2 separate regions of the Mus musculus genome follow, and region 1 is linked to region 2. A link is a loop called in an ENCODE intact Hi-C map of the cell type or tissue named here. Cell type or tissue: left cerebral cortex. All regions are shown on one strand. Links, peaks and the distances in the headings refer to the core of each region. The heading gives the core; the rest is flanking DNA. Region 1 overlaps Fgd4 (FYVE, RhoGEF and PH domain containing 4). Region 2 overlaps Fgd4 (FYVE, RhoGEF and PH domain containing 4).

The links. Hi-C counts contacts between places; a loop is a spot of excess contacts. Peaks named below come from ENCODE experiments on the same cell type or tissue, not always from the same donor. Only the 100,000 strongest peaks of a DNase experiment are listed, where the experiment ranks them.
Region 1: a loop joins it to region 2, with 2.1 times the contacts of the local background. A loop is called at or near these places in 4 of 42 quality-filtered maps.

The regions. Positions count from the first base shown.
Region 1 is chr16:16,575,312-16,592,398 of GRCm38, reverse strand. All of the region lies in intron 1 of Fgd4 (FYVE, RhoGEF and PH domain containing 4), which reads left to right. Among named protein-coding and RNA genes, the nearest start is that of Fgd4, 16 kb to the left of the region's middle. In left cerebral cortex, for the core only: a CTCF peak has its summit at 7,546 (motif pointing right); a DNase peak (open chromatin) is centred at 7,555.
Region 2 is chr16:16,473,401-16,490,487 of GRCm38, reverse strand. Fgd4 (FYVE, RhoGEF and PH domain containing 4) reads left to right here. Exons shown (of 17, transcript NM_001301817.1): 3 at 1-65; 4 at 5,891-6,398; 5 at 12,975-13,064; 6 at 15,327-15,472; 7 at 16,105-16,261. Among named protein-coding and RNA genes, the nearest start is that of Fgd4, 120 kb to the left of the region's middle. In left cerebral cortex, for the core only: no CTCF peak of the experiment used is centred there; a DNase peak (open chromatin) is centred at 7,590.

The sequences.
Region 1 (17,087 bases), core at 3,063-11,062, 100 kb before region 2:
TCAAGCTTTGACAGTTTACAGATTTGACAGACTATCTGCTTCCTGGGTATGGATATGTACATTTCAGCTCTCTTCCTGTTTGGATGTATGCAGTGATGGACTTTTCTGGAGTAGTAAGTCAAAATAAACTCTTCAGCAAGTTGTTCTTGGAATTTTATCACAGCATGAAAAGTACAATGGCCAAAGAATATATAATGATCCAAAAATTTAGGTGACAGCAGATGCTGGTAAGGATGTGGAGAAAGAGGAACACTCCTCCACTGCTGGTGGGATTGCAAGCTTGTACAACCACTCTGGAAGTCAGTCTGGAGGTTCCTCAGAAAATTGGACATAATACTATGGGAAGATCCAGCAATACCTCTCCTGGACATATACCCAGAAGAAGTTCCAACTGGTAATAAGAACACATGCTCCACTATGTTCATAGCAGCCTTATTTATAATAGCCAGAAGCTGGAAAGAACCCAGATGTCCCTCAACAGAAGAATGGATACAGAAAATGTGGTACATTTACACAGTGGAGTACTACTCAGCTATTAAAAACAATAAATTTATTAAATTCTTGGACAAATGGATGTATTTGGAGGATATCATCCTTAGTGAGGTAACCCAATCACAAAAGAAGTCATTAGATATGCACTCACTAATAAGTGGATATTAGCCCAGAAACATAGAACACCCGAGATACAATTTGCAAAGCACAAGAAAATCAAGAAGAGGGAAGACCAATGAATAGGTAGATACTTCATTCCTCCTTAGAATAGGGAACAAAATACCCATGAAAGGAGTTACAGAGACAAAGTTTGGAGCTAAGACGAAAGGATGGACTATCCAGAGACTACCCCACCCGGGAATCCATCCCATAATCAGCCACCAAACCCAGACACTATTGTACATGCCAGAAAGATTTTGTTTAAGGGACCCTGTTATAGCTGTCTCTTGTGAGGCTATGCCAGTGCCTGGCAAATACAGAAGTGGATGCTCACAGTCATCTATAAGACAGAACACGGGGCCCGCAATGGAGAAGCTAGAGAAAGCACCCAAGGAGCTCAAGAGGTCTGCAACCCTATAGGTGGAACAACAATATGAACTAACCAGTACCCCCAGAGCTCGTGTCTCTAGCTGCATATGTATCAGAAGATGGCCTAGTCGGCCAACACTGGGAAGAGAGGGCCCTTGGTATTGCAAACTTTATATTCCCCAGTACAGGGGAATGCCAGGGCCAAGAAGCGGGAGTGGGTGGGTAGGGGAACAGGGTGGAGGGAGGGTATAAGAAACTTTCGGGGTAGCATTTGAAATGTATATTAAGAAAATATCTAATAAAAAAATATAATTATCCTTCCTTAGCATGTCATCTGGACTTTGTACTTTGGGCAAACTTTTTGCTATTCTTGGGTGATTTCCAATTGGAATATTTGCCCTCGTCATAGATCTTTTCTGCATTGCTGTTGTGCTTAGACCTACCATACCCTTTAATCTATGCTGATGATAATTTATATCCCATGTGTGTGCAGTGAGCTCAACTGACCTTACACTTCTGACCTGGCATTTACTCTCCGTTTTGTAGCCCTCCTCCTAATCTGGAGCACAGTGAGCAGTCTTAGCCAGCATGGGGCTTCTTCTCTCCAGTTTATGTTTTTGACACCTTTCTTGAGTTTTAGGCTACTATAGTTATATGGCTCTGTTTTTCTCCATTAATCTACATGTCAGTTTTGTGCCTGATTACTCCCTTGGTAAAGGTAATTCTTGGGGTTTTGTTTTTGTTTTGATGCTATTAATGAGATTTTTTTCCTTAATTTCTCTCTCTGCAAGTGGTTTGTACTGTAAGATCAAGAATTAACAAACGGGACCTCATAAAATTGCAAAGCTTCTATAAGGCAAAGGACATTGTCAATAAGACAAAATGGCAACCAACAGATTGGGAAAAGATTTTTACCAATCCTAAATCCGATAGTTGACTAATATCCAATATATACAAAGAAGTCAAGACGTTAGACTCCAGAGAATGAAACAACCCTATTAAAAAATGGGCTACAGAGCTAAACAAAGAATTCTCAACTGAGAAATACCAAATGGCTGAGAAGCACCTAAAAAGATGTTCAACATCCTTAGTTATCAGGGAAATGGAAATGAAAACAACCCTGAGATTCCACCTCACTCCAGTCAGAATGGCTAAGATCAAAAACTCAGGTGACAGCTGATGCTGGCATAGATGTGGAGGAAGAGGAACTCTCCTCCGTTGGTGGTGGGATTGCAAGCTAGTACAACCACTCTGGAGATCAATTTGGCAGTTCCTCAGAAAATTGGACATAGTACTACTGGAAGATCCAGCAATATCCCTCTGGGGCATATGCCCAGAAGTTGCTGCAACATGTAATAAGGATACATGCTCCACTATATTCATAGCAGCCTCTTTTACAATAGTCAGGAGCTGTAAAGAACCCAGATGTTCTTCAACAGAGGAATGGATACAGAAAATGTGGTAAATTTACATAATGGAGTACTACTCAGGTATTAAAAATGATGAATTCATGAATTTCTTAGACAAATGAATGGATGTGGAGAATATCATCCTGAGTGAGGTAACCCAATCACTAAAGGACACACTTTATATGCACTCACTGATAAGTAGATATTAGCCCAGAAACTAGGAACACCCAAGATACAATTTGTAAAACACATGAAACTCAAGAAGGAAGACTAAAGTGTGGATACTTTGTTTCTTCTTAGAAGGGGGAACACAATACCCATGGAAGTAGTTACAGAGGCAAAGTGTGAAGCAGAGACTGAAGGAATGACCACCCAGAGACTGCCCCACCTGGGGATCCATTCCATAAACAACCACCAAAACCAGACACGATTATGGATTTCAACAAGAACTTGCTGACAGGAGCCTGATATAGTTGTCTCCTGAGAGGCTCTGCAAGTGCCTGACCAATACGGAAGTGGATGCTCACAGCCATCCATTGGACGGAGCACAGGGTCCCCAATGAAGGATCTAGAGAAAGTATCCAAGGAGCTGAAGGGGTTTGCAACTCCATAGGAGGAACAGCAATATGAACTAACCAGTATCTCCCAAGCTCCCTGGGATTAAACCACGAACCAAAGAAAACACTTGGTGGGACTCGTGGTTCTAGCTGCATATATAGCAGAGGATGGCCTAGTTGGTCATCAGTGGGAGGAGAGACCCTTGGTCCTGTGAAGGTCATATGCCCCAGTATAGGGGACTGCCAGTTCTAAGAATCAGGAGTGGGTGGGTTGGTGAGTAGGGGAGGGGGAAAGGGATAGGAGGTTTTTGGAGGGTAAACTAGGAATGGGGATAACATTTGAAATGTGAATAAAGAAAATATCTAATACAAAAAAAAGGTCATTGAGGTGGGCAGCTAGCTCCAGATACCAGCATTCCCACTTCAGAAATTCATTCTTACAATTCTATTTTTCTAGAACTGCTTTGCTGACAGTTTATAGCATATGGGGGGGGTCTCTAGAGGAAGATAACCAATAAAGCAAATATATATCCAAGAAGATTTGATTGTTTTAATATGATACAGGCTGGACTGTCTAATATTGGCTGTGTTTATACTAGAGATGCTAAGAATCTGGTATCTGCTCAGTCCACAAAACGTCTCTCAGGAATGTCAATCTGATGACAAAGCCTGGAGGATTCCTGAAGGCCACTGTGCTTCCGTCCATGTTGGATGGCTGTAGTACTTGAAATGAGGATGAGTCTCATAGGCTCATATATTTTAATGCTTAGCCACTAGAGAGTAAAACTGTTTGAGAAGAATTAGAAGGATTAGGAGGTGTGGCCTTGTTAAAGCAGGTGAGGCCTTGTTGGCAGAACTGGGTTGCTTGGAGTGGGATTTGTGGTTTCAAAAGCTCACATTAGGTCCAGCGTCTCTGTCTTTATATCTCTGTCTCTCTCTCTCTCCCTCTTTCTGTTTTTCTGTTTCTCTCTGTCTGTGTGTCTGTGTTTCTCTCTTTCTGTCTACTGCCTGCAGATGAGGCTGTAAAGCTCTCAGCCACTGCTCTAGCACCATGCCTGTGAGCTTTCTGCCATGATGATGACCTGTAACAGTGTTATTTATCAAGGCTCTAGTTAAATGCTTTGCTTCATAAGAGTTGCTTTCCTCACTGTGTCTCTTCCCACCAATGGACCCGTGACTAAGACAGTCACCTAAGAAGTTGGTTTTCACTACCAGCTGCAGCAACTGTACAGTGTGAGCAAGACCAAGGATGAACTCAAGATCAGGGTAAATGAACTCACTAGTGAGACAGAGGCAGGCAGGCAGGCAGGCAGGCAGGCAGGCAAAGCATCCTCTTGTATACGGATTGTCTCCTCCAACCCTGCCCTCAAATACAGCTCCCATGTAAGATGACTCTTCCCTACATGTGAATATAGAGCAAGTTAATATATTGTATAATATTATTATAACATAATATAACAATACAGTTCATATAATAAGAAAGTGCCTCATAAACTCAGGTTAACCTAAAATAGATAGTTGCTCACAAGTAGGTCCAAAGGCCTGTCTTTTTTGCTAATTTTAAATACTGTTATTGGAATTACCCATCACACTTCCCAAGATTAGAATATATTACAAAGTCAATATTTCAGTGTAGGTCTTGTATGTTAGCTCTTTTTCATGATATATTTCTCAGATATATTAACAATGGTATTTGAAAATGCTAGTGACTAAGGTAAAGAAAACGACTGATTTTCTCTAATAAAATAACTTAAATTTTTATCATTATCATTATTGTTGAGTTTTAACATATGATTAATTGATTCTACACAAGAATCTAATGAATGTACTAGTACATATTATTTGTTCCTATGTCTGGGGTTAATAAGTTACTCATCATATTTAATATATTAATATTCCTATATTTGTTTTTGTTAGTACAATATTCAGATATAAAAAGTATTTTGGGGGAGTTAGTTTTGAACCAAATGCAAGTAGGATAACATATAAATGTTCAAGTAGCTAAAATGGCTCTTCAGTTGTGATGGAATGTGCCTGTAATCTCAGCTCTTAGAAGTCTGAGACAGAATTTTTACAGAGCATGGAGAAACTCCATTAAAAACAAAACAAAACAAACAAACAAAACAGAAAACCTGGCAAAGCTCTAAGAGCACTGTGTCTTTTTAAAGTGGATGTGTGTTCACATCATTTATAAACTGTGCTTTGTAATTGTTACTTTCTCATTGTAAAGCTTTAACTGTAGCCTTCTAAATTGTAATGCTGTTTTGGTTTATGGATATCAAATAATTTATACCAAGTTATCAGTGAGGTGTTAAATAACTGTGGTAGCAAAATATGGTGCCTTAAGGAGCCACCAGTGCTTATGCCAAGGTTTGCCATTTGGGTGCCATCAACTACAGATGTATTGTGATTTGGACACCTATTGTCTACTGCAGTTAGCAATTTTTCTTTTCTACTTTATCCTAATAGTATCTTTGTCTGGCTATCCATCGTAAACAGCAGATGCCTGTAATATGTAATCATCTTTATAGTTGGGTAGTAACATTAATGTTTAAAGTTATTTTGCACTAATATAAAATTTGACACAAAAATAAGAAAAATAATCCTGACTTCTCTTTGAATATAGCTAACCACACTTATAAATATTGACATCTTCATTCTCTGCCTTCAGGCAGTTAGCTTTCATTACCCGGTCATCTACTTGCTAAGGTTCGTGAGCCTTTTCTGCCACTGTATTCTAATGTGCTCCTATACATTAGCATTTGCTTTCTCTATTTTTCTTTCAGGAGGCAGTACTATATTCATTTACTTAAAATTAAACTCGAACCATGCATGGTTGTATACTCCTTTAATCCAGCACTCTGAGAGACAGAAGCAGAAGGATTGCTATGAATTTGAGGCTAGACTGAACTTCATATCAAGTTTCAGTCCTAAAAACAAAAACCTTTGATTTTTATCTAAGTTTCCAGATGTTAGTAAAAATAAAGAAAATTCTAGACTAGTATTAATGCAAAAATGTTTTGAATCTTCTCATTTACCCTCATCTTGGTAAGAAATCTGGTGACAGTAAGGGAGAAAATGCTACCAACATGTCCAAGAAGTACTAGTAATGGTGGATTGTGTTATCCTGATGTTGTACTCAATGAAGGTATTCTTCAGAGGCTCTGTGGAGTTATATCACAGGTGACTCAGGCAGTGGCAATCTGTACAAGATATCTGCTGTGAGGTGGTATCTTATGTACATGGTAGGGAATCTGCATTTATGAAATCTCAACAGTATGGTTGTCTGTACAACAGTAAGACCTGTAAATGGCAACACCAGTTGCCATGTCAATGTATACCGGTAGAAATCTCACAAGTCCCAATCCCTAGATAAAAACCTGTGGGCAACTAATGACTTGTTGAGAGACTGACATCATTCTTCTCAAGGGATGAACCCCTGATAGGTTTTTCAATTCCAAGTGATCAGACCTAAATGCATATACATTTTAGCAATACTAAATGACCTCAGGAAGTTGTTTTTGTAAGTTTACATGTATAATGTATTATATTACATGTAATATATATTATGTATATACACATTATAATTGAAGATATGGGGGCATGGATTTGAGCAGGAATAGGATGGCATGGGAGGAGTTGGAGGGAGGGAAGGGAGGGAAAATAATATAGAATACTCACATATAAACTTCTCAAAAAAGAAAGAAGCTATATTCAACTTGACATTTTAGTGACAATGGTTATTAGAAGTTTGAATAATTTTAAAAAGGGGCAATGGAGATGGCTCAGTGGGTAAGCATACTTGTTGTGCAAGTATAAAGTCTTAGAGTTACAATTCCCAGCACCCAAATAAGAAGCTGGGTATGGAGGACCATTGCAGCTGGCTGACCACCAGTCAGCCTCATCCTTAGTGTGAGGCTCTGTCCCTAGGAAATAATGTGGAGAATGATTGAGTTGGGCACCTGATGCCTCTGCTGGCCCTGAGTCTGCATACAAGCATGTTTACCTGCAAACCATGTGAATGCACAAAACCACAGACATACATTATAAATACAGACTAAATATTTTAAAACTATTTTCTGGATCTTTACCTAAACCAGGGCACTTCTTGTGCTAAGATAGTATTAAAGGGAAGTTTTGACACTCTTTGGGCAGTGAACTCCAAGACACATGAAGTAGTGATGAATATTGTAAAGGGATCCTGAGCATGACCTGGTTCCACTACTGCACAGGTCATGTGTTAATTCAAGCCCTCCCCAGCCCCAGAGTTATTCAGCAGAACAGCTTTGAGTCCATTGCTAGATGAAGCCACTTTCTGCTTTCAGGTTTCTTTAAAATCCTATGCACAGTGTATTTTACCATTTTTTAGTGGATGCTTCTGAATTGGAGGATTATATAGAAATGAAGTTTGTCTTCATGCAAACAAGCTTTGGAAAGATGAAGGACAAGTCCTTGTGTTTGGGCTCTGCCCTCCTTGGCTCTGGAATGCAAAGCTGATAGTAAATGTCTGTTAACAGAAGGCAGTATTTGATCTTCAGGTCTGTGAATCCTCTTGCCACCAGGTGGCAGTGGAGAGGTGACCTTCAGGCTAAGGAAGCCTGTCAGTGGCTATCAGGGTCTAGGAGGTAGAGTCACAGAACTGCATATGCAGTTAGCATTGCAATGCCTTAGCATGTGGTGCCATTTATTTGCTATTCTAAATCTCCTTGTGAAATGTGTTACTTGGGCCTTATCACTTAAAAAGCATGAATGTTAACTGTGGAAACTTGTAAATTCAAAGGAAGTCCACATGACAGGGAAGGTATCTCAGTCAGCACAGTGCTCGCCCTGCAGCACTTCAGTTCCTGGACTGACGGTTTTGGTTTGGTTTTGTGCCAGGTATTAGATGCAGGCAGATCTCTGGTGCTTGCTGACCGGCCAACCTAGCCTGCAGCCTGATTTGCGTATTAACAAGAAAACTTTTCTCAACACAAACAACAGACAAAAATGTTGAGACACAACTGATGTGAGGTTGTCCTCTGCATCCCACATGCACCTGCACATGCATGTACCTTCACCCACACCTGCACACACACACACACACACACACACACACACAGTCCTTGACAATCTTGTTGCTTGGTTTCTAGTTCATTCCAGTAGCTGTTGTCGTGCTGTTGCTCATGAGTTGTTATCTATGGAGAGGGGTTAGTGACTAGAACATGTTCTAGATCTGATTGCCCATAGTCCTTCACATAGGCTCTATATGGCTCAAGCCAGATCAACAAGTCAATATGTGTTGATAACTATACTCTCCAGTTCTCTAAATGTCAGAAAATAGGCTTTCTTACCGCACCATTCAATGTCATAGGAGCTATTGCACTAGGCTGTGTGTATTAAATAGGAGCCATATATGGAATATGTAGATGCTTTCCTTTCGTACCTGCCTACCCTTTTCCTAGTCATTCTTTTTTTTATAACTGTACTTATTTTAGTGATCTGTGTTTACAACCAAATCAAGATGAAAAACTTTTAAGATGAAAGCTTTTTAAAGCTGTCTTCCTTTTGTTTGTCATGGCAATAGATGTTTTTGCAGTAGTATAACTATAAAAATTGAATATACAATGCTTTTCTACTTGGTTGTATGAGAGCAGGCAGTCCCTTTAGAAGTAGCTTTGAAGCATTGTTCCCATAGTCTAATAGGAAGCTGTGTGTACTTGTGTTTCTAAATGTAAGTATCCTGTGAACTTCTGTATCTGCAGTAAATATATCTATTCTGTGTACCTGTGTCCAAACAAAGCAATATGAGACAAATAAGCAAGCAAGCAAACAAACCCTCCAAAAATACCATTAAATTCCTTTTGTTTTTGCTTTTTATATGCTGGATTGGGAACTAGCAGTGTAAGATTTGCAGCAGCCCTGGACTGGATGTTGGTAAAACACAGATCCCAGCAGGACTGCTAGGGATAACCATCAGTGCTAGACAAGTTGCCCCCAGTAGGGAGCTGCTATAGCAGGCTCTGCTGGGCCTTAATGCCTGAGGAGCCTTCTAGTGCTTCCTTCCCTACCCCTCCCTCCCTCCCTCCTCCTCTTCCTCCCCCCCTCTCTCTCCCCCCCCCTCCCGGCTTCCTCCCTCCCCTCCCCACTCCCTCCTTCCTTTCTTCCTTCCTTTCTTTCTTTCTTTCTTTCTTTCTTTCTTTCTTTCTTTCTTTCTTTCAAGAGTTTAAGAAGGATTGGTTTCAAAGTCTGCTAATATTCTGCTGGAAATCTGTCTGCACCTGTTTGTTTGGTTGGTTTTGAGTTGGCAGGATTTTTATTGCTGTCTTACTCTCCCTCTGTGCTGTGTCTCTGCTTAGATTGTTGGACTCTTCTTGATTTAACTTTGGCAGTTTGGATGAGTCAAGGAACTCATCCATCTCTTAGATTTTCCAACTTAATGAAGTACATGTTTTCAAAGTATCCCCTTATACCATTCTGTATTTCTTGGTGTGTGTTGCTTTCCTGTTCGTTTCTGATTATGTTAATTGGGTTTCTCTATTTACTTGGTTAGTTGGGCTAAGGATCTATTGGTCTTATTTGTCTTCTCAGAGAATAAGCTTTTCGATCATTGTTTTTTTTTTTTTTTGTATTGTTTTCATTTCTATGTCATTAATCACTGCTTTTATTTCTATTTTTTTTTCTTTTCTTTCTTTTTTTTTGCCATCTACTGTGTTTGGAATTGGCTTGTTCTATTACAGAATTTTTGTTTTGTTTTTTTCTCATTATTATTATTGTTATTGTTGTTACTTTAAATGTAGGCACTTAGAACTGTAGATTTCTATCTTAGACCTGTTTTTATGTGTAGTAGGAATTACATTGGTCTAACAAAGTGATACTAGTAGATTTTTTTCTAAGATCTGTCACCTCACTAACCCTGCGAAGCTGGCTAATATTTCTAGTCCCATACATGATTTGCCTCCTATTGAGTAGGACTTAAGCTTAATTGGATAGTTGTTACAATCAGCATGTGAGTGTCCCTTATTGTACCTTTGTGGTTATTTAGCCATGCTGATCAGTGTTTTGGTTCATAGGTATTGAGTCTGGATAATTGCTTCCCTCCTGTGGCTGCTTGTATAATATTTTCTGGAACCATGGAAACAAGACTGAAGGAAGAACATTTTCAAGTTGGATTCAGCTCATATAATCTGACTCCAGTATCTTAAGTGTGTAGTGTCTTAAGAAATACGGGCCCACCCTTAACCTCTAAAGGTAATCAAGGGCAATGGCAATTGTCTATATTATTTCAGAAATTACTTAGACTACCCTAGCCAACCATTTGAGAAGACACTTCTTGTACTGGTACTATGGCTTTTGTTAGTATAGTTTCTGTGAAGAGTATTGTAAGCTCAGAGGCATACACACATATAAATGTGTGTATATGTGTGTGTGTATATGTGTGTGTATTAATAAATTTTCCTTTATCAAACAACCCCAGCCTTTTGTTAATAATTTATGTATTTACTTTACATTCTGATCACAGCTTTCCCTCCCTCTTCTCTTTCAAATCCTTCCCTCTCAACTTACCTCCCACCCATCCACTCCTCCTCATCTCCTTAGAAAAGGGGAGGCCTACCATGGATGTCAGCCCTCCTTGGCTTATCAAATTGCAGTAGAGCTAGGCCCATCTTCTGCTATTGAGGCTAGACAAGGCAGCCCAGTTAGGCAAAGACCCCAAAGGCAGGCAACAGAGTCAGAGACAACCCCTGCTGCTGCTTTAGGAGTCCCACACAAAGACTGAGCTGCACAACTGTTACATGTCTGCACAGGGTTTAGGTCTGTCCTGTGCATGCTCTCTGGCTGGCAGTTCAGTCTCTGTGGTCCCCTAATGGCCCAGGTTAGTTGATTCTGAAGGTTTTCTTGTGGTGTCCTTGACCTCTCTGGCTCCTTCAACCCTTCCTTTCCTTCTTCCTCTTGTGGGTCTCTGCATCAGTTTCCATCAGTTGCTGGATGAAACCTCTCTGATGAGACTTATGCTAGGCTCCTGTCTGCAAGTATATCAGAATATCATAAATGGTTTTAGGGGTAGGCTCCCTCTCATGTTATGGGTCTCAAATTGGACCAGACATTGGTTAGCCTTTCCCTCAATTTCTGTGCCATCTTTATCACTGTGTATCTTATAATCAGGACAAGTTGTGGGTCTTAAGGTTTTGTGGCTGGGTTGGTGTCTCAGTCCCTTCACTGGAAGTCTTCCCAGGTTACAGGAGATGGCCGGTTTAGGTTCCATTTCCTCTACTGCTAGGAATTTTAGCTAGGGTTACTCTTAGATTCATGGGAGTTTCCACTGTCCTAGGTTTCTAGCTCTTCCCAGAGATGCCTCCTCACCCCAAATTCCAGTTGTCTCTCCCAGTATTCTCTTCTTCAGTTCTTCCTCCACTTGATACCTCCTGTTTCCATCCCTACTTCTCCCCTACACAATCCCCTCTCTTCATCCATCCCCCATGTCTATTCTATTTCCCCTTCTCAGTGAGATTCAAGTGTTCTTGCCACGGGCCCTACTAGTTACTTAGCTTTGTTGAGTCTGTGGATTGTAGCATGGATATTTTGGACTTTGTGGCTGATATCCACTTATCAGTGAGTGCATACCATGTTTGTTTTTCTAGGTCTGGGTTTCCTCACTCAATATAATATTCTCTAGTTCCATTCATTTGCCAGCAAATTTCATAATGTCATTGTTTTTAATAGCTGAATAATAAAATGTGGAAATATACCACATTTTCTTTATATAGTCTTCATTTGGAGGATATCTAGGTTGTTTCTAGTTTTTGGCTATTAGTTTTTTGGCTATTATGAGTAAATAGGCTATGAACATAGTTGAGTAGGTGTCTGCGTGGTATAATAGGGCATGTTTTGGGTATATACTGAGGAGTGTTATAGCTGGGTTTTGAGGTAGAACTATTCCCAGTTTCCTAAGAAACTGCCACATTGATTTCCAAAGTGGTTGTCCAAGTTTGCACTCCACCAGCAATGGAGGAGTGTTCCCCATGTTCTCTGTCCTCACCAGCATGTACTGTCACTTAAGGTTTTAATCTTAACCATTCTAAGCAGTGTAAGATGTCTGGGTTTTGCCTGTTTGGTTTTTTATTTGTTTTGTCATTGTTGTTGGTGTTTTGGGTTTTATTGGGGGGGGGGCTTCTATTTCCATTTTCAGGTCTTGAACAGTTTTATTCACCTCCTTCACCTGTTTAACTATATTTCCTGGATTTTTAAAGGGCATTTATTAATTTTCTCTTTAAAGATCTCTCTCTTCTTTCAAGATTGCTTTTAAGATCATTTTCTTGTGCTTTGGTTGTGTTTGGATACCCAGGGCCTGATGTAGTAGGATAGCTTTGCTCTGAAGGTGCCATATTGCCCTGGGTCCTGATTATGTTCTTACGCTGGCCTTTAGCCTTCTAATTGTCCTTGGGTATTCCTAGTGTAGCAGGTCTTGGGAAAGTAGACCTAACCTGTATGTTTCTGGTGCAGGAGGCCTCTGATGTTCAGTCTTGAGCTGGACTATGGTGCTCAGGGGGCAGTGTATGTTCAGGGCAGCTGGCCATCTACTCCTGAGCACCTGGAGGGCAGGGGCTTGGGGCAGGGGAAGGGTTTAACCTGGATGTTACTGGTTAAAATGTGTAGAGTAGTGGCTGGACAATGGAGCTTAGGGGACAGGGGGACATCAGGCAGTTCAGGGTAGCTGGGAATGTCTCAGGGGATTTGTAAGGCAGGGGATTGGGGCAGAAGACATCTAACCTGGAATTTCCTGGTACAGCAGGCCTGATGAAGGTGACAGGAGTGGTGCAGTGTATCTCTTGTATGCAGCAGAATGAAGGATCCTGCTTTCACATCCATTCTGTTACCCTATGTCTTTTTTATTGGGGAATTTAGTCCGTTGATGTTGAGAGATGTTAAAGACCAATATTTGTTAATTCTTGTTATTTTGATGCTTCCCTTATGTGGAATTCTCTTGTGTTTCACTTGTGTGGAATTATTTATTTCCTGTGTTTTCTTGGGTGTTTAACTTCCTTGAGTAGTAGTTTTCCTTTTAATATCCTCTGTAGCGCTGCTAGATTTGCAGATAGATATTGTTTAAATTTGTTTTTGTCATGGAGTATCTTGATTTTTCTTTCTATGGTGATTGAAAGTTTTTTCTGGGTTTAGAAGTCTGGACTGGCATTTGTGATTTCTTAGGGACTGTAAGGCATCTGCCCAAGCCCTTCTGGCTTTTAGAGTTTCTGTTGATGAGTGTAATTTTGATAGTTCTGCCTTTGTATGTTACTTGGTCTTTTCCCCTTTTAGCTTTTAATATCTACTTGCTCTGTTCATTTAGTGCTTTGATTATTAAGTGGCAGAACAGTTTTCTTTTCTGATCCACTCTATTTGGTGTTTTCTTTTTTTAGGTTAAGGAATTTTTCTTCTATGACATTATTGAAAATATTTTCTGAACCTTTGAGCTGGGAATCTTGTCTTCCTTGTATTCCTATTATTCTTAGTTTTGGTCTTTTCATAGTGCCCAGATTTAGTAGATGTTTTATGTCAGTAAAGTTTTAGATTTAACATTTTCTTTCACTGATGTACCCATTTCTTCTGCTATAGCTTCAATACCTGAGATTCTCCCCCATTTCTTGTATTCTGTCGGTGAAGCTTGCCTCTGCAGTTCCCGTTCAGCTTCCTATGTTTTGCATTTTTAGAATTCCTTCAGTTTGTGTTTTCTTTATTGCTTCTATTTCCATTTTCAGATTCTGAACAATTTTATTCATTTCCTTCACCTGTTTGATTGTATTTCCCTGTATTTCTTCAAGGGGTTTATTTCTTTCTTCCTTAAGGAAGAAAAGGTGAATGGTAGATGCCTCTATCATCTTTTAAGACTAGTTTTAAGGTAATTTTCTTGTGTTTCAGTTGTGTCAGGATACACAGGGTTTGATGTAGTAGGATAGCTGGGCTCTGGTGGTGCCATATTACTCTGGCTGTTGTTGATTATGTTCTTATGGTGGCCTCTGGACATCTAGGTTTTGTGGTTATTATAGGTTTAGGTGCTGAATTCTAAGTTCATCTTTAATGGATGGGGGTGGGGGTTTTATGTGTTTTCCTTTCATTTTTGTTTCCTCTCAGTCTTTGACCTGAGTGGTTTGGGGTTCTGATCACCAGTGCACTTACATGTCTAGTAGGATGTCTTCCCTGGGGTTTTGTATCCTGCGTAGCCTCTGAGTTTTGGGGTGCTAATGGTGCCTCTGGGGTCCCTAGTACTAGTGTGGCCTAGGGTTCCTGGTGCCAGAGTGGCCTCCTGGAAAGCAGGCAGGGACCTGGAGTGAGAAATGGAGTGTGGGGCACAGTTCATCACTGGAAACAATCCTAGTTTTATTTATCATTTGTCTCTCCTTTTATTTCTATATTGACTCCCCTTCTCCCTTTCCGTTGGAGACCTACTTCTCCCATTTTTCTGTTTCTCTGCTTCATATCTCCTGTACTTCATAAAATGGAGGAGGAGTGGATCTGAGGAAGAAGGAAGATGGAGTAAAACTAGAAGTGAAAGAGAAACTGGTCAGGATGCATGTATAAGAGAAGAATTTAAAAAAGAAAGAAAGAAAAAAATCATGAATTTTGCAGGTAAACCAATTGTTCCAGAAAAGATCATATGGAGTGAGATAACCAGACCCAGGAAGACAACTGTTGCATGGATTCATTCATCTGTAGTTCCTACTCCAACTCCTCTGAAGTGAGGGAATAACACAATATCTGCAAAAACAGGAAAGTATAAAGGAACCATGGGGTTGTGGAAGTTAAGAGATGGAGACTAGCAGAATACAGGTGATTTGTGTATGGGGGGGCATGGGATGGGGGTTGGTTGGTTTTTTATTCTGTACCAGGACTTGTGCATCTGGAATAGTCGGTTGGTTGAGTTTTCTTTTTTGGTTTTGTTTTCTTTTTTGTTTGGGCTACCTGCCCTCTTTCAGTGGAGATGTTTACCACATTCAGGAAAGGACTAAATCTTTGTGGGGTAGAGATGCCGTTTTCCTTTGTGGGTCTGGTGCAGGTAGTTCTGCAGCGACTAAGGTTGGCCTTAGCAAGGGAAGTCATGGTCTTCTACTTTGTGCAGAAGGCCTAGGGGGTCCTAGGAACTCTAGGCAGACTTTGTTCATGAATTAGGTGGCTAGTGCCTGGATTATGCTCCTAGTCAGTGTCACCAGGCCCAGTCAGTGGAAACAGTTGCAGAGTGCTGTGCAGGCTGGGTTCTTTGTGCAAGATGTTTCTCAGAGATGTAAATGGGGTCCTCTACATGATGTGGTAGTATGTGCTGGCTGGACTCCTGGTGGAGAAACTACATAGGTCTTGAAAAAGAGTAGTGTGTGAGGAATCACTATATCAAATGCTAAGATTTTTTTTTTAAATGTAGTTCAAAACTGGTATTGGAAGAGTGATAGGCAAATAAACAGTATAAAACCCAGAAAATAAACACCTGAAAATTGCAACAGTATTAACATCAAGGGAGGATGAAACAAAGTGTTTCCCACTAAATACTCATGGACCATGGAAAGAAGGAAGGAAGGAAAGAAGGAAGGAAAAGAAGGAAAAAACCCACTCACCTAAACTATGTGTAACCTTTTGACCTGGTGACACAATATTGTCCTCTACAAAGTCTATGCTGAGAAACCACACAATAAAGTCACCACAGTTCCTCTTGTACCAGCACAAGTTAACTGTACATTTTGCTTGTTTGAAGCTATATTCATAGCTAACCATAACCACATGTGACTGAGCCACAGGACACACATTCCTCCATGGACCTAGTACTACAGTGAGATCATAGAGATCACTGATCTAAATGTAAAACTTAAAACTGTCTTCATTTTTAGCAGGAGAGGTTTGATATATAGCCCAGACTAGGTTCAAATTCAGGATCCCTAGCTTCCTGTGTGCTTAGGTTACAGATGTATACTACCATACCTGGCTTACACTTTAAACTTTTAAAAGAAGGCATGGTAGAGGGTGCTGGCTCAGAAGTTAAGAACACAGGCTGTTCTTCCAGAGGCCCTAGCTTCAATTGCCAGCACCCACATGGCAGCTCAGAACTCTCTGTAATTCCAGTCCCAGGAGAGTTTGCACCCTCACACACATATATATGCAGGCAAAACATAAAATTAAATAAAAGAAGACATAGGAAAATATTTTTCTATGTGTGGCTTAGAAAAAACTCCTCAAACTGAAATACCAAAAGCATAATCTATAAAAGAAAATATATGATAAATTGAATCATCTAAATTAAAATTTTATACTTTATTTAAGACTATAGCTTAGTGAAAGTGTTCACTCTTAGCATATGTGAGGTTTGGGTTTAATTCCCTGGCATTAAAATAAAAGTATAAATTAAAAAAAATGAAAAATGGCCAAACAGCATAAACACATTAATTTACTCAAAAGGATAGTGGATAACATACAAAGCTAGTTAGATACATGTGTGAAAACACTCACATGTGAATGAGCATACTAATTATTTGTAATGGCCAAAGACTGTGGGCAATCATATCTTCTTTAGAATATGGTTGGTTAAGTCACTGGTGACACAGCCATACAATAGAATCCTATGTAAGAGGAAACATAGCAGTCTCATGCTCTTGATATTCTCAAAGTTCATATGTGATTCTAATTATGTAACAGTCTATAAATGACAAAATGATAGGGACAGACAGTGGAAAAGTGATTGCCAGGAGTCAGAGATTCCGAGAAGAAGGCTCCTGGTTTGAGAGAAGGTGGGATACGAGGGGAGTTCTTTGTGGAAATGCTGTCACTCTGTATATTGATTATGTTGGCTAAAAATCCACACAAGTGATAGACTGGCCTAGATTAAGTGGGTTGTGCCTATGCCAGTGGCTCCTTTTGATATCGATATTGTACTATGGTTATGTAAGATACAATCAAGAGAAAGCTGAGTGAGTCTGTGAGAACTGTCTCTGTAGCATCCTTTCAGTCTATTAAGGATTTCTAGTTAAAACTTCAGATCTTGTCATTAGACAAATCAGTCTTGTTCACCGCTCAGATGCTAACTCAGATGTTCAGTTTCAGTGCAATAAAGTAATATCTACATCAGTTCTTCAGTCTTGCAGTGACT
Region 2 (17,087 bases), core at 4,556-12,555:
TCTTGTACCTCAAAAGGGAAGCATAGTAAGGTATCGGATCTCATCAGCCACTTTGAAGGAGGCAGGTAAGAGTTACTATGTATGGGAGAAGGTGGGAGGAGGATGTTTGGAAGCCATAGTATCCTACAGTTACATTTTAAAGATAAATTATTTGGTCTTGCCTAGTAGACATTAGCATTTGCTATGTATGGATATGCCGTTTCTTATTTCCTGTGTGTGTGTGTGTGTGTGTGTGTGTGTGTGTGTGTGTGTGTGTCAGTCTGGGTTACTGCTGTCAACATGCTGCTGTCCAGGACAATGGGCTTGTCAGGAAGGCTGTGTGCCATCCCTATCTCTGTTTTCCTCACTCTCTGAGGGCCTGACTCCTGGGGCTTCTTGCCCTCCTAAGCCTCTCTAGTATTTCTGACCCTTTTCATATAATGAGAGGCCCCGATAACAGGTTAGTCTGTTTCCCTTTTCCTGTTATTACCTCATGGTAAGTTACAAAGAGATATCATTACAACACACAAAACTCATAGTAAATACCCATTTTATTCTCAGAAAGAGAATTTTATATTCTTTAGTTCTAATGTGTAGGCAAATGTGTTTTCTTATGTAGCTATAAAAATGGTTTAATATACAGAAATCCATCAACATAATCCACTATATAAACAAACTCAAAGACAAAATCCACATGATCATCTTGTTAGATGCAGAGAAAGCATTTGACAAAATCCAACACCCTTTCATGATAAAAGTCTTGGAAAGATTAGGAATTCGAGGCCCATACCTAAACATGATAAAAGCAATCTACAGCAAACCAGTAGCCAACATCAAAGTAAATGGTGAGAAGCTGGAAGCAATCCCACTAAAATCAGGGACTAGACAAGGCTGCCCACTTTCTCCATACCTATTCAACATAGTATTTGAAGTCCTAGCCAGAACAATTTGACAACAAAAGGTGATCAAGGGGATACAAATTGGAAAGGAAGAAGTCAAAATATCAATTTTTGCAGATGATATGATAGTATATATAAGTGACCCCAAAAATTCCACTAGAGAACTCCTAAACCTGATAAACAGCTTCAATGAAGTAGCTGGATATAAAATTAACTTAAACAAGTCAATGGCCTTTCTCTACGCAAAGGATAAACAGGCTGAGAAAGAAATTAGGGAAACAACACCCTTTACAATAGTCACAAATAATATAAAATACCTTGGTGTGACTCTAAGAAAGTGAAAGATATGTATGATAAGAACTTCAAGTTCTCTGAAGAAAGAAATTAAAGATCTCAGAAGATGGAAAGATCTCCCATGCTCATGGATTGGCAGGATCAATATAGTAAAAATGGCTATCTTGCCAAAAGCAATCTACAGATTCAATGCAATCCCCATCAAAATTCCAACTCAATTCTTCAACGATTAGAAAGGGCAATCTGCAAATTCATCTGGAATAACAAAAAACCTAGGATAGCAAAAACTCTTCTCAAGGATAAAAGAACCTCTGGTGGAATCACCATGCCTGACCTAAAGCTGTACTACAGAGCAATTGTGATAAAAACTGCATGGTACAAGTATAGCGACAGACAAGTAGACCAATGGAATAGAATTGAAGACCCAGAAATGAACCCACACACCTAAGGCCACTTGATCTTCGACAAGGGAGCTAAAACCATCCAGTGGAAAAAAGACAGCATTTTCAAGAAATGGTGCTCGCACAAATGGTAGTTATCATGTAGAAGAATGTGAATTGATCCATTCCTATCTCCTTGTACTAAGGTCAAATCTAAGTGGATCAAGGAACCCCATATAAAACCAGAGACAGTGAAACTTATAGAGGAGAAAGTGGGGAAAAGCCTCGAAGATATGGGCACAGGGGAAATATTCCTGAATAGAACAGCAATGGCTTGTGCTGTAAGATCGAGAATCGACAAATGGGACCTCATAAAATTGCAAAGCTTCTGTAAGGCAAAAGACACTGGTCAATAAGACAAAAAGGCCACCAACAGATTGGGAAAGGATCTTTACCTATCCTAAATCAGATAGGGGACTAATATCCAATATATATAAAGAACTCAAGAAGGTGGACTCCAGAAAATCAAATAACCCCATTAAAAAATGGGGCTCAGAGCTAAACAAAGAATTCTCATCTGAGGAATAACAAATGGCTGAGAAGCACCTGAAAAAATGTTTAGCATCCTTAATCATCACGGAAATGCAAATCAAAACAACCCTGAGATTCCACCTCACACCAGTCAGAATGGCTAAGATCAAAAATTCAGGTGACAGCAGATGCTGGTGAGAATGTAGAGAAAGAGGAACACTCTTCCATTGTTGGTGGGATTGTAAGCTTGTACAACCACTCTGGAAATCAGTCTGGCGGTTCCTCAGACAACTGGACATAGTACTACTGGAGGATCCTGCAATACCTCTCTCTCCTGGGCATATATCCAGAAGATGTCCCAACCGGTAAGAAGGACACATGCTCCACCATGTTCATAGCAGCCTTATTTATAATAGCCAGAAGCTGGAAAGAACCCAGATGTCCCTCAACAGAGGAATGGATACAGAAAATGTGGTACATTTACACAATGGAGTACTACTCAGCTATTAAAAAGAATGAATTTATGAAATTCCTAGGCAAATGGATGGACCTGGAGGGTATCATCCTGAGTGAGGTAACCCAATCACAAAAGAACTCACATGATATGTACTCACTGATAAGTGGACATTAGCCCAGAAACTTAGAATACCCAATATACAAGATACAATTTGTAAAACACATGAAACTCAAGAAGAACAAAGACCAAAGTGTGGACACTTTGCCCCTTCTTAGAATTGGGAACAAAACACCCATGGAAGGAGTTACTGAGACAAAGTTTGGAGCTGAGATGAAAGGATGGACCATCTAGAGACTGCCATACCCCGGGATCCATCCCACAATCAGCCTCCAAATGCTGACACCATTGCATACACTAACAAGATATTGCTGAAAGGACCCAGATAGAGCTGTCTCTTGTGAGGCTATGCCGGGGCCTAGCAAACACAGAAGTGGATGCTCACAGTCAGCTATTGGATGGATCACAGGGCCCCCTGTGGAGCTAGGGAAATTACCCAAGGAGCTAAAGGGGTCTGCAACCCTATAGGTGGAACAACAATATGAACTAACCAGTACCCCCCAGAGCTTGTGTCTCTAGCTGCATATGTATCAGAAGATGGCCTAGTCGGCATCATTGGAAAGAGAGGCCCATTGGTCTTGCAAACTTTATATGCCTCAGTCCAGGAGAACACCAGGGCCAAGAAGTAGAAGCGGGTGGGTAGGAGAGTGGTGGGGGGAGGTTATGGGGGACTTTTGTGATAGCATTGGAAATGTAAGTGAAGAAAATACCTAATTAAAAAAAAAACAAAACAAATCCTTATAAGTTCCATTCTTTTTTACTTATACTATCTAAATTGTTTTATCTTAGGAAAAAGATTTTGTTTATGTTACTAGAAATATAAACAAAATGTATATAATTTTACTTACCTACACACAAAGCCAAACATTTTCATTCATTGCAACGTAATATTGACAGATAATTTCCCATTACACAAATCTTTTAAAGAATTATTCCTTTTACTATTTGATATCTGTGGGTGTTTTGTGTGTGCCATTACATGAGCTTTTAAATGTTATTATTATGTATGTAATGACACCTTAGCTCAGGAATATTTGGGGGATGTCCTGGGAAGCATAACAAGCACGAAACTACAGTGTCCCTCATTCAAAATTTAAAAATGTAAGGATATACCATCTAGGGGGCATAGGCACATACTCACAGTACTCAGGGGACCAAAGCAGAGAGGTTCAAGAGTTTGAGGCGAGCTTGAGCCCCATTGTAAGACTCCTCAAAACAAAACAAGAAACTGAAATGCAATGTACTTAGAAAATATGCTTACTATAATACTGTTACAAATTTTGGAGAAATATGTTTAAAAGCTGTATTTAATTCCTGGGCACTTATATGATCTTCTGTAAATCTCAAAGTCCTCAGAAGGGAATTTGTAATGCCTTTGGGAGCTGAAATTATAGCAATATTTAAAACAATGTCTAAATTTCATTCAGTTTTTTTCTTCTCAGAGTTAATTGATTCAAAAACAGAAAAGAGAGCCTTCCAGTTTCCAGATTCTGTAGTCACCGCCATGAGAACATGAGGAGGTGGGAACCTGAGCCTGGTCTCAGTGCTGTCATGCCAGGGCCTGGGGAGACCTCAAAGGAGTCCATATTCTAAAGGCTGAGGTCTCTACTAGTTTTGTGGCCCAAATGCAAATTGTTTGAGTTTATCTCTCCGGGGGAAATGTGTACAGTTTTGTCCTTAATGTAAGGAAGGGCGTGCTATAATTCACGGTTTGTGTTTGGGCAAGCGTTTGCAAGGATTGTGCTTGTGGTGGAATCTATTGTAAGAACAACACTATTGGTCTGCTGTCATCCAGGCAGTACCTGTATTGTGGTGTTCAAATCCACCTGGAAAGATCAAAGACTTAGACTCAATTCAAATTTAGATTAAATGAAGTTATTTTTACTGCTTGCAGATGGCAGCCTTAGAGCCAAACAGCATGCCCTATGGAAGGGAGTGTGTGTGTTTAAGGTGGGGTTTTTAAATGAACAGCAGAAAGGTGTGTATTACAACTATGCCTGGAATCCACAGCTGGCCAGGAAAATTGTTTTACTTCCCTCAGTTTCTTATCTTTCCTTTATATAGTAATAAAAGTCCACTTCGTCCCTTTCTCATAGAGATAAGCAGGTTTTATAGAAGCAAAGGTAGCTGTTAATACCTCATAGCTTCTTGTCCTGTTCTTGTCTCACATGCTGGCCACTATGATTTCCCAGGCATTCCAGAGCAATAGGTCAATTGCCTTTATGGGATGCCTGGCTACATATATTTTCTTTACTCATAACAGGGACCTGCATAAATTATTAGCCATGTCTGAACATTTTAATGACTGGGATAGAGCAACTCATTTCTGAGCAGGCAAAGACGTCGTAAGGTTCTATTGTCCTGTTAGTACTATCAAGACTACATAGGATATCAACAGTAGTAAGGGCTTTCAAGATAAATAAAAGAAGATTAGAGAAGGTGGTAGAGTGTGATGCTTAAATAGACCAACCAAGAAAAGCCTCTCAAAAGACCTGAATGACAGAGGGGGAAGATTATGCTGGGCAGAGAAGAGCAGGGCTACTGACCCTAACATGCACACAAATGGAAAACTACAGGAATATGCAAGACTACAGTAAGGGGAAAGATAGTCCCAGGAGGTGGGAGATGGAGGAGCTGGGGAAGGTAGATTCTTTCTGATGTCCTGGAGACATTAGTAAAGTCTTGCATGTATGAGGATCTGATTTGTGAAGACAAGATTGGAGAGATCAAGAGCAAAATTCAAGCGAACCCTTAGCGATCTGTTAGCAGCTACTGCAGCATTTATAATAAAGGTTTTTTTTTCTTTTTAATGTTCCTACTTTTCAAATAAAACTAACTTGGTTTTATAGCTTGTTTATAAGCTAGAAACTCATGCTTGTTTTAAAAATGATTAAAAATTAAAGATCTTGGAAAAAGATAATCTCATTGAACGCAGATATTTCTTTCATCGCTATCTTTACTGAATAACTTGTATTAGTAAGAAGCTCATGGAAACACGCCAGCTAGGAAAAGCTCAGGCTCATCCATCTGGTTTTGGTTTGAGCTTAGCCTTTGGCAGCTGAACCATCTCTCCAACCTTCACCCTCTCTATGCTTGTTTAAATATGGCTTGTGTGCCAAGAATCTGCTTCTAAAACCATCATGTAGAAATGACGTCCCTTTTCACCTGGAATTGACTTGTCTTCATTCTAAAACTTTTCATCCTGATGTTTCTTTTTGTATTTTATCTTACAGTGTTTTGTCAAGTTACATTGATTTGCAGAAAGATTCTACTATGAACCTCAATATTCCTCAAACTCTAGGACAGCCTGGGTTAACCTCCTCACCTCCACGAAAATTTCTGCCCCAGCACTCTCCACAGAAGCAGGAAAACGACCCAGATCAGACTCAGGGGCAACATGGTTGTTTGGCCAATGGTGTAGTGGCTGCACAAAACCAGATGGAATGTGAAGATGAGAAGGAGACTACTCTTAGCCCAGAGATGGCTATTCAGACTGCTGCCGCCTCTCCTGATACACATGTGCTGAATGGAGAAAGAAATGAAACCATCACAGATTCTGCATCATCCATAGCCAATAGTCATGATGAAAATGCTTCTGACAGCAGCTGCAGGACTCCAGGGACGGACTTAGGGCTTCCCTCAAAAGAAGGGGAGCCAGGGATGGACGCTGAGCTCCAAGAGAGGGAAAATGGGGTGAACACCATGGGATTGGATACGTTGGACCAGCACCATGAAGTGAAGGTAAACTGTAAACCATCTCAGTGCAGGGCAAGCACTACCTAGCGCTTCACAGCACCCATGAGATGAATGACTCAGGTTACTCATGCCAGCAGAGAAACCATTTGCAAGCTTGGAGGCTAATGGGTTTTACTGCCTCTTAAAGGTGCTTCCTTTTTTCTTCTTACGTAGCTTCTTTTGATTATTTTGTTGTGATGGTTGTATTGTAGAAAAACCATAGCAACTGTGTTGTGTTGGAAGGCAGATGCTCTTTGTGGCTCTAGATGTTGCTTCTGTGGACCAGTTTTGTTTCCCTAGGGCAACAAATCACAAGTCTCCATAGGAATAAGCAGGAGCTACTAACTGCCACGCCCAGGGGTATTACTCTAGACAGGGTGGAACTGTAGGAACCTGGACCAGCACCCTGAGATGGAAGTGAAGCTGAGGCTTGGCCCACTACAGGCTGTGCACTGCCACATGCATTGCTCTTCCAAATGGTTTCTTAGCCTTTGTGCAATGGATAGCTCAGCTTTTTGGGGAGGCATAGTAAAGCTGAGTTCACATAAAACAGAAAAATTTGCTAGATGTATTTTGTCATACTGTTTATAAAATCTTCTTAAGATGACAAAATAAAATATTATTCAAACAGAACCAAAAACTCTTGAGACTATTTCTGGCCCATCTGTTAACTCACAGATATTTTTTACATGACTCTAACCAAAGGTTGCTTTGATCTTGTTTACATCAGCATCTTACTCTGGGGTTTTAATAGCATGGCTATCATGCCATACCTTAGATTTCTTGGTGTCATGTCAGTTTCATTCTGGATTTCCCTAATCTTTAACATGCTGTGTATATCTCTGAAACCATCCTTGAGATTTCTATTGCTCATTCTTTGTCATTGATTATACTAAATAAAATTACAACTTGGACAATTGTAGGAACATCAGCAAATGAAAAAATTCAAATCTTAAATCTATTTACGATAATTTACAGTTCTTTCCTGAGCATAGTCAGACAATCATAAGTGAAGGACAGATTCTAAAATATTAACGTGACTGACTGGTGGTTATATTAAGAACTTTAGCTGAAGGGCAATCAACAGAGATTATAATTTTAAGCAAATGGGAGAGAGAAAGTGACTCATGCCTCACCACGTTGTCTGGAGCAGCAAAGAAACAGCGCTCTGAAGGGAATCTCCTTGTGCCTCAACAGCTCAATAAAGCTCACTGCTTCCATCCTTACCTGTGGTGAAGGGAAGAGACACATAGGAGTGAGGCTCAGTGGTGTACCATGAGACAGTACCCCCAGCGAGCTTCTGCGGCACCACAGGCGCTGGTCCTATTAAAGGGCATTAGATGGTGGTTCCTGTGGCCACTGGCTAGTCCTCTTTCCACATTTTGTTATTTGTTGTATCTACTGTTAGATGAATCGTACGTGACTCGAGAAAGATGTAACACAGTTTTCTTTTTCTTTCTTTTTTATTGAAAATGGATATTTTTCATATAATATATTCTGATTATTCTGTACCTCACAGATCATCCCTATTTCCCCAATCCAGCCAAATTCATGCCCTTTTCCTCTTTCTCACCAGAATAGTAACAGGCATATAGAATAATAAGATAAAATAAAAACAAATAGAGCAGTGTAGGACAAAACAAACTTCTACTGTTAAGCTAATTAAGCATAGAGTACTACAGGGCCTTGACCGCATAATCAGTGTATGCTGTGTAGGGATGAGCTGTTGATCCAAACAAGATCCAACGTAAGCGTGGCGGTAGTATGCTGCCTGTGCTTTCGGCAGCTTGCCACATTGTGTTTCTTATCTCAAAATGCAATATATTAATGGTATAGGGGTAGTATGCTTTCTTAACTGTATTTTATCACAATTAGGAGTAAAAAAGTTCCTTTTAAAAAATATTAGTAGGATATTGTATACTAACCAGTTGGGGCCAGTCTATATGGAAAGGTATAATAGTTCAGAATTGTAATTTTATTAAAATATGCCATCAGTCATTATTATTGGTAATTGATAACTGACTTAAAAGAGTCTTTATGATTGCTACAAGCTGTGTTACTGATTTGACAGTATATTTTGAGCAAAAAATGACAACTATAAAATACTTTATTTTTGCCTTGTACTTGTATCTTGTACTCCTTAGGCTGCCCAGGTTAGCCTCAAACTCACTCTTATACCTCAGCCTACGGAGTGCTGGCATTACAAACATGTAGTACCTACCATATTCAACATGAAGAAATGCTAATAATTTGCAATATAGCCACACCCCTCAAAGTGAATATCTTTCAAACCTCAAAACTAAAAAATGAAAATAAGTTTAAATCATAAACATTTTGTTACATCTTTAGTTACTAGGCAATACTCTGAAGAAAGAAATGCTCTGAATAACTCCGAGAAAAGACAAACACAATATATTTGAGGGAAAATCTACTAATATAACCCTATAGAGTTTACCCTGTGCTCATGGAACTATAGAGAGATTTTCATTCACATGATTTTGTATCCGTTAACGTATATGTGCTTATAACATGTATCTATTAAAGCGTATGTACTTAAGGAATGGTAACTATTCCTAATACATTAGTTCTAAAATATAAACACATAGCTTTTGTCCCATGACAGAGAATGCTTAATTTAGTTTAAGCATTTGTGAAAATGAGACTTCTCATGCCAGACAGGAGTTAGAGTAGGGTTGCCTAAATGTCCATGAGTCCCGTTCTTTGTGTGTAAGACAAGAGAGCACACTAACGATCTGATATGCGACTTCCAGTCTCTCTTGTTCTGCGGTACTCATCCTGTGGGATGTGCTGTTTTGTTTTTAGTGTGTATGTAAATTCTAAATCAGAGGTGGGATTGGGTTGGGGACATAGTTCAGTTAGTACACAGCTAGTTCTAGCATGCAGTATTGTTAGAATATTAACTATAGAATTAAGGCATGACACACAAGCCAGATTTTCAGAATACAGACCAAATATAATGTCAGAATATCACTATAGTTTAACTTAAAATTGCCCTAGAGCCACATTTACATTTTGATGTCTGGCAAAGGCACTAAAACTGTGGCATCCAAACTGTGAAGCACCTTATGAATTAGAGAACACAATGTTTATTTCCTAAGTTGATGCCAATTTTTATGAGGGAACAGGCCTCAAGAAATACTGGGTGATATGTATACAAAGCCACTTCTGCTTTTGATGTGGAAGAATATTAGCAATGAACAATATGGATATAAATATCCTAGAATGGAGAATCATTTCACTTGTCCCCATAAAAGCCTAATGGTTTATATATATCTTTAACAGACACATTTTAAGTAAGCCCAAACAAGCTTTTGGGAGATAGGAGAAACTGCAATATATTTATAATTTCTGAATAATGATCAAAGGTTTTTTTTCCTGCTTAAAATGAATTGAAATCACATGTACTGAAGAGTTACACAGTGTAATTTCAGCAGCTCGCCTATTAAATACATATTAAAATTCACCATAGCTACAGACACTCTGTTGAGACAGTTTTATCAGCAAGTAATCTGTACCTCTCCAGTCTGTGCTCTTTGCTTATATCAAAGTCTGGGATTTTGCATAAATATATAAGAAGAAACTATTAAACTACGTAACAAATTATTACATAAAATCCTTTATGAGTAGAATTGATTAGTAACTGTGTGAACCAGCTGCCTTCAGCTCAGTATTTTTGTTATGTGTACAAGGCCTGCAAAGCAAAAATAAAACTTGTTCCTGTTTCATAGTTAAAAGGATAAGTCAAGAGCTAGACGTGGTAGCACGAGCCTTTAATTCCAGTCAGGGGCAGGCAGATATGTGTGAGTTAACAGCCAACTGTGGACTCAGTCTCAAGAAAACAAAGATGAGTGAAATTATGGAAAAATATCACTATATTTGACATGTGACATAAAATCTGCAACTACTAAATGTTAGCATCTCTTTGGAGTAACTCAAACCAATGCTCCAAAAGTCTGTAATTCCTCATCTGCACCACAAGATGCCTAGCAACTGTTCTGAGAATGCATATGAGTATGTGACTACACTGGATGCCAGTGAGCTCCCTTCTTCCATGTGTGTGAGCTTTGACAGGGCCTGGCACCTAATGTGGGCAATGGCTGTGTAAGAGCCTTTGCTGAGTGCTGCTGAGTGCACTGTTGGGTTCTGCAGAGTATAACCATAGAATTGGCCAAGTTCAGCTTAGGAACTTCTTGTCAGCAAAACATTGCTTCTTCTAAGCATCCTTCTTAAGATCCCATAGATCTGTGACCTCAGTGATGACCTCACTGTATGTCAGTAAAAAAGTGTGACCTGTCTGAGTATTTTATAGCCCATGAAAAGTTCTTTGTTATAGAAAAAAAAAAAAAAAAATCTGCTGAATTACTAATGTCAGGGACTGGGAGAAATGGCTTAGTGGATAAAACACTGCCTGCTGAGCAGGCAGAGGGCCTAGGGTTCAGATTCCGCAGAAGCCAGGAGTGGATGTGGTGACCGCCTATAATCCCACACTTAGGCACATAGATGGTGGGTCCCCAGAGCAAGCTGGCTGCAGAAGCCCTGTCATGTATTCTAGGTTTGATTGGGGAAAGGACTGAGAAAGATTCCCAGCATTTACCTCAAGCCTTCACACACATTTATAGACTCTCACACATGTACTACAAACACGTGAAAAGAAGTAAAAAAGATTGTAATATTTAGATGTAAACCATATAAAAGAATGTAAATCAAAGGTACAGCATCACTGTGAGATAAAATTAAGAACTTCTAATACAAGAAATAATGTGAATGTGTCACAAAGGAACCTCGGTGATTCCCCTTCATCTGATGCTCTAGAGAAGCACAGATCTGTGGTATCAGGAGCCGGACAAAGAGTCTAGAAGTAGAGAGGAGTTTAGCAGCCGGAGCAAAAGTAGAATCTAGGAATGATGGGAATATCTGAGCCTTGTTTGTGGTGGTGTTTGCAGGCTTATATGAATTTCTCTAAATTTCAAAAGGGTGTATTTTACTCTCAGAAGACGGAGCCCCTGTAGCTCCTCCTGAGTGACGTGTTAATGCAGGCCAGCATTTCTTGTGGATATAGAAGATAGTGCATTTCCATTTCTTCCTCTAAAGCGTATTCCTATGTACAAAAGCAAAGTTTTAGAGAGGTTCCTCGTGTAGCAATATGTAAGGTAAGTCACCGTGAAAAGATATTGGACTCAGAGGATATAGAAACTCTTGATTGGTGTGAGTTTGAAATAAGAGTTGGAAAACACTGTAGCAGTAAGGAAAACTTGGTTTTTTTTTTTATTTTATCTTTGAGATTATAATGAAGTTATATACTCCCTTCCCTCCCTCCTCACCTTTTCATATACCCCGCCCCACGTTCCTTCAAATCATGTTCTTTCAAATTCATGGTCTGTTTTTCACTAATTGTCATTTTCTGTGTGCATGTATGTATGTCTGTGGGTGTTGTGTATTCTTTGTTCATTCCTTTTAACTTTTTTAGGCATGACCATTCATAGGACTTGGTTGTCCAAATTTTATGGACTATAGACAGATAGATGAAATGGGATAGTACCAGGATGGGAGAGTTTATAGTTTGATCTTCAGGCAGAGGCTCTTGAAAAACAGCACTCTGACATCTTGTCAAAGTCATTATAATTACAAACAGTAGTTACATGGAAGCTAGCTACTAGTTGTATCAGCAATCTTTTATTGAATTCTGGGATTCTTATTGAAGCACTCTAGTTGATTAAAGGAGTTAGAAATCTAACAAGAAAAAAATCCTATTATCATGAAAAAAGGTTATACAAAATGACAGTTAAATAAATGTACCTATTTAAGGAGCAAACAGTAAGATTAGATTTAATTATAGATTAGATGAGGCCTGGATTACTGCCATACTTTAATCTCAGCATTTGGGAAGTAGAGACAGGCAGATCTCTGTGAGTTCAAGGTCAGCCTAATCTACAAAGCTAGGTAGTTCTAGGCCAGTCGGGACAGCACAATGATGCCCTGTCCCAAAAGATAAAAAAAAGTATGAGAGAGGTGAGAGGAGGCATAGCTGGAAGAAGATTGGGATAAATTGATAGTCGTACCTTACTATTGGGCACATGCTAATGCATTTTGCTGTTTTCTCTCTTAATATTTATTATCCTATATTTCACAATGTATTTTTAAAGGCAAAATGTTTGCTCTTTAATCCCAGCACTTGGGAGGCAGAGGCAGGTGAATTTCTGAGTTCAAGGCCAGCCTGGTCTACAGAGTAAGTTTCAGGACAGCCAGGGCTATACAGAGAAACTCTGTCTCAGAAAAAAAAAAAAGAGTTAGTAAATAAGACAGTGTGGTACTATATGTAAAAAGAAGGTAAGAGCAAATGAAGTATAGTGCTGGGTACCAAGAAAGACAACATTCTGAGAAAAGGGTAAACAGTAATGTTACCAGGCACAGACTGTACAGCTCTGATCACCCAGCTTCATGGTCCTGAAACATTTGGGAAAATCCTCTTAGATTGAGCTTTCTGATTAAGTGTTTGTTACTTAAGAAAAATATCTAAGCTGCCTTTTCTTATATGCAAATATATGTTTGATTTTTTTTTAGGAGACTAATGAACAGAAACTTCACAAAATAGCCACTGAACTTTTACTTACAGAAAGAGCTTATGTCAGCCGGCTCGACCTCCTAGATCAGGTAACGTTTTGCTGCCATTCATCGTTCGGCCCTAGGTATGGAAGCATTTCAGGAGCTGCAGTGCAAGCCTGGGTGGTTGGGATAGTAAAATTTACTTGCTTTAAGGAAATGTTCACAGCCTCACTGATAAATTTGCTGAATATAAGATGTTTGCAACTCCTAAGAGTGTAGGTTTCTATGTAAAAGTCTCAGCACAGCTGTGTTCCATAATGTCAAACATTCTTCTTATTTCTTGATGATTTCCTGTGCTCTTGGAAGGCATGTGAACTATTAAAATCTAAACAGGCTGGCTTACTTTGGTGACTCTGTCTTGTTTGATGTGTTGCACTGTGTCATGCCACGGGGCTTTGAGAGATCACTTGTTTAGCCTTGTATGGAACCTGGCTTCGTCATCCAGACAGTATATATTGTATACATGGTTCCACTGTATCACATTTTGTATTTTAATTGTGGTGCAGCCTTGAGCCTGGTCTCATCCAGACACTTTCAGAGTTCATGGGATCACTTAGAAATGCACTGAGTTCCTACACTGCTGCAAAGAGGAAGCTGCCATGTTTCAATGTTTGTTGTGAGTCTCGTTCTAGTTTGGCCTCTGGTAAATTGAGATTTCATGGAAACACATGGTCCTAGACACATCTTATTTTGGTTCCCAGGGTCAACCCTACACTGGTTGTATGGATTTTGTGAAACCAATTTAAAGTTTGTAATCTGTGCAACAGTGAAGTTGTAGTTCAGATTCTCTGTGTCAAGGAACTTTACCATGAAATAAAGTCAATCACTGTGGAGAAACACAGTCTTGGAATGTGAAGATGTTCCTATAGTGAAAAGAGGTCTTTTCTTATAGGCAAGTTGTTTCTTTCCTCCTCCTCTTCCTCCTCCTCCTCCTCCTCCTCCTCCTCCCCCACTTCCCACCTTTCTCCATCTCTATCTCTCTCTATCTTTCTATCTCTCTCCCTCTGTCTCCTCCCCCCTCTGGTGCCAAATTGATTTGACTACTTTTTTTATGTTTTAGATGTTTTAGTGTGTTAATTAGTACAGTGCACCATCTGTCAGAATCTTTAAGGATATAATTTTGTATGGCCTCCCAGTAGTAAAGTGCAGTTAGGTAAATTTAGAAAATTAATAGTCCTTTGGACATGGAGAAGGAACAGATTTCTGCCTGATTTTAATAAAATGGCAGTTAGGAATTGTAGCCCGAGCAGAGTATAGCCAAGAATTCAGGATGTTTGCTTTTGCCACTTATCTCTGTGGTACATGTTACAGGTGCAGAGGATCCCCGAACACACAATGCATTCACATAGTCAGGTATTATTATTTATTAAAAAGCAAATGAAAATCTGAGAACTAAAGGGGTTTGTTGGTTTTGTCCACTCATTGTCTCTGTTCTATGGGAACTAAGTTAGCGACTCCCCTTTCAAGATACATACAGTATCTATAGGTCTATGGGAGACAGCAGCAGACTTCTCCACCTCCGTTACCATCTGTTGCTGTGATGCAAAGCCTGAGAAGGACAACTTAACTTGACTAACAGTTTAAGACAAGGATACAGTCCATCATGGCAGGAAGGTCAAGAGGGCAGGATCTTGATGAAACACGTCACATTGTATTCATAGTCAAGAAGCAAAGAGCAACTAGAGTGTTGTTCTGCTCTGCATTCCTTCTCTGCTGATTCCAAGATCCCAGCCAAGGAGTGCTGCTACCCATGTGGGCAGGTTTCCCATCTCTGCCAATGCAATTAAGATAATTGCCCACAGAGGTGCCCAGAGGCCTATGTCCCAGGTGATTCCTTGACAATTAACACTGAACAGTACTCACAGGGAGAGCCATTTATAATAGCTATAGACATCATTCAAAACACAGTAAGTGAAAAACATCACACTGTATACATAATGAAATCTTTTCATAACCCTTAATTATAGCCATAAATGAAAATGTAAATCCTTCCGCATCAATTGAAAATTATCTGCACAGAAACACTTTATTAACTATCTACTTAAACATTCTGGAAGGAAAGGGTAAATAAATTTCATACAGGTAGGGGCATAGTTTTAGTTATAAATAAATCTTCCAAACCCTCATTTAAAATTCTTCAAAATCAAAACATATAGTTCTTCCTACATTTCACAGAATCATTGATTCTCTAAGCCGTAAGTTTCCCCATTTACTCATCAAGCTAATGTTTCCAGCTCAGGGCAGGCCAGCATGGTGAAAACTGGTTAGCCCACAAATATAAAGTGACATTTGCTTTATTCTTTCATTCAGGTATTTTATTGCAAACTATTAGAAGAAGCAAACCGAGGCTCATTTCCTGCAGAGATGGTGAATAAAATCTTTTCTAACATTTCATCAATAAATGCCTTCCATAGTAAATTCCTATTACCTGAGCTGGAGAAACGAATGCAAGAATGGTAAGACGGGAGAAATGGGACTTCTGTGCCTAAGATGTACATATAGGACGGTGCTTCTTAACTTTTAAAGAACAGCTGTACTTCACACCACAGCTATACTAACTATAGTTCCAAAGTTTTACATAAAAGCAACTGGTAGGTGTGGGACTGCATGTTCATGTTTTGCCCCAGATGAAATTTGCTTCTGTGCTCTAAATGGAGCTCTGACTAGTGAAGACCAAACTCAGGCATGATCAGCAACTCCAGGAGGTCTATAGGCTCTTTCTGCAGTTTCTTAGCTAACTCTTTTTTTTTTTTTTTTTTTTTTAAAGATTTATTTATTTATTATATGTAAATACACTGTAGCTGTCTTCAGACACACCAGAAGAGGGAGTCAGATCTTGTTACGGATGGTTGTGAGCCACCATGTGGTTGCTGGGATTTGAACTCTGGACCTTCGGAAGAACAGTCGGGTGCTCTTACCCACTGAGCCATCTCACCAGCCCTTAGCTAACTCTTGAAAGCTGTCTCCTGCACGTGTTAGAGCAGTGGATCTGATAGAGCAGATGGTGTGGAGTGGTACTCTATTTTCCAGCCTACAGATCTCCTTATTCTGTAAGAAATCTTAATGATATTTTTTATATTTAATACAGGGAAACTACACCCAGAATTGGAGATATCCTGCAAAAGTTGGCGCCATTCCTTAAGATGTATGGAGAATACGTGAAGGGATTTGATAATGCAGTGGAACTGGTTAAAACCATGACAGAGCGTGTTCCCCAGTTTAAATCAGTGACTGAAGAGATTCAGGTAATAGGACACTTTTTTTTCCTGGTCACAAGTTATTTTTTTCTGACAAGTTTCTATGTTCTTCAAGATCTAAAATTGAGATATAAGTATTTAGTATTTTTCTAAGAAATTTAGCTGAAATCTAACCTACTAAATTCTGCAAAGATAGTATCTAAAGTTAAGGCAGTAAATTGTGAAGCACACTTCATATACTAAGTGGTAGAAAATGCTCAATGTGCATTGCCTTTCAATGTCCTTTTTTTTAATCTGCTCAAAACCCTAAGAAATTTTATTTATTTATTTATTTATTTTATTGGTTAATTTATTTACTTACATTTCAAATTTTATTGCCCTTCCCAGTTTCCCCTCCACAAAACCTATCCCATCCACCTTGCCCCCTGCTTCTATGAGGGTGCTCCACTGTCGCATCCACCCCAACCAGCAGGAAAGACGCAACACCACGTTGTCCTTCTTCAAGCAGGTTTATTCAGGAACACTTAGCATTGCAATGCAGGAACAGGAATCCCTCGAACAACCCAGGGTGTGCCTTAAATACCCTACTGATTCCTCCAATTACCCCAGTCATGTAACGGCAGTCCATAGGTTCACAGCAAATGACGACACCTCAGGCGAGCTGACAAGGCATGGCATCTGCGAAGTGCAGGCGGCTGGGATGTGGCTAAGTCTGAGATAATGAGGAAGTCAGGCACAGGTCATAAGACCTGGCAGCCATCCCAGGCACCATCTTGGGGCGGCAGCCACACCCACTCCTCACACTCCACCACCTACCCACCCACTCACCCCTCACCACCCTAGCATTCCCCTATGCTGTCACATCAAGCCTTTA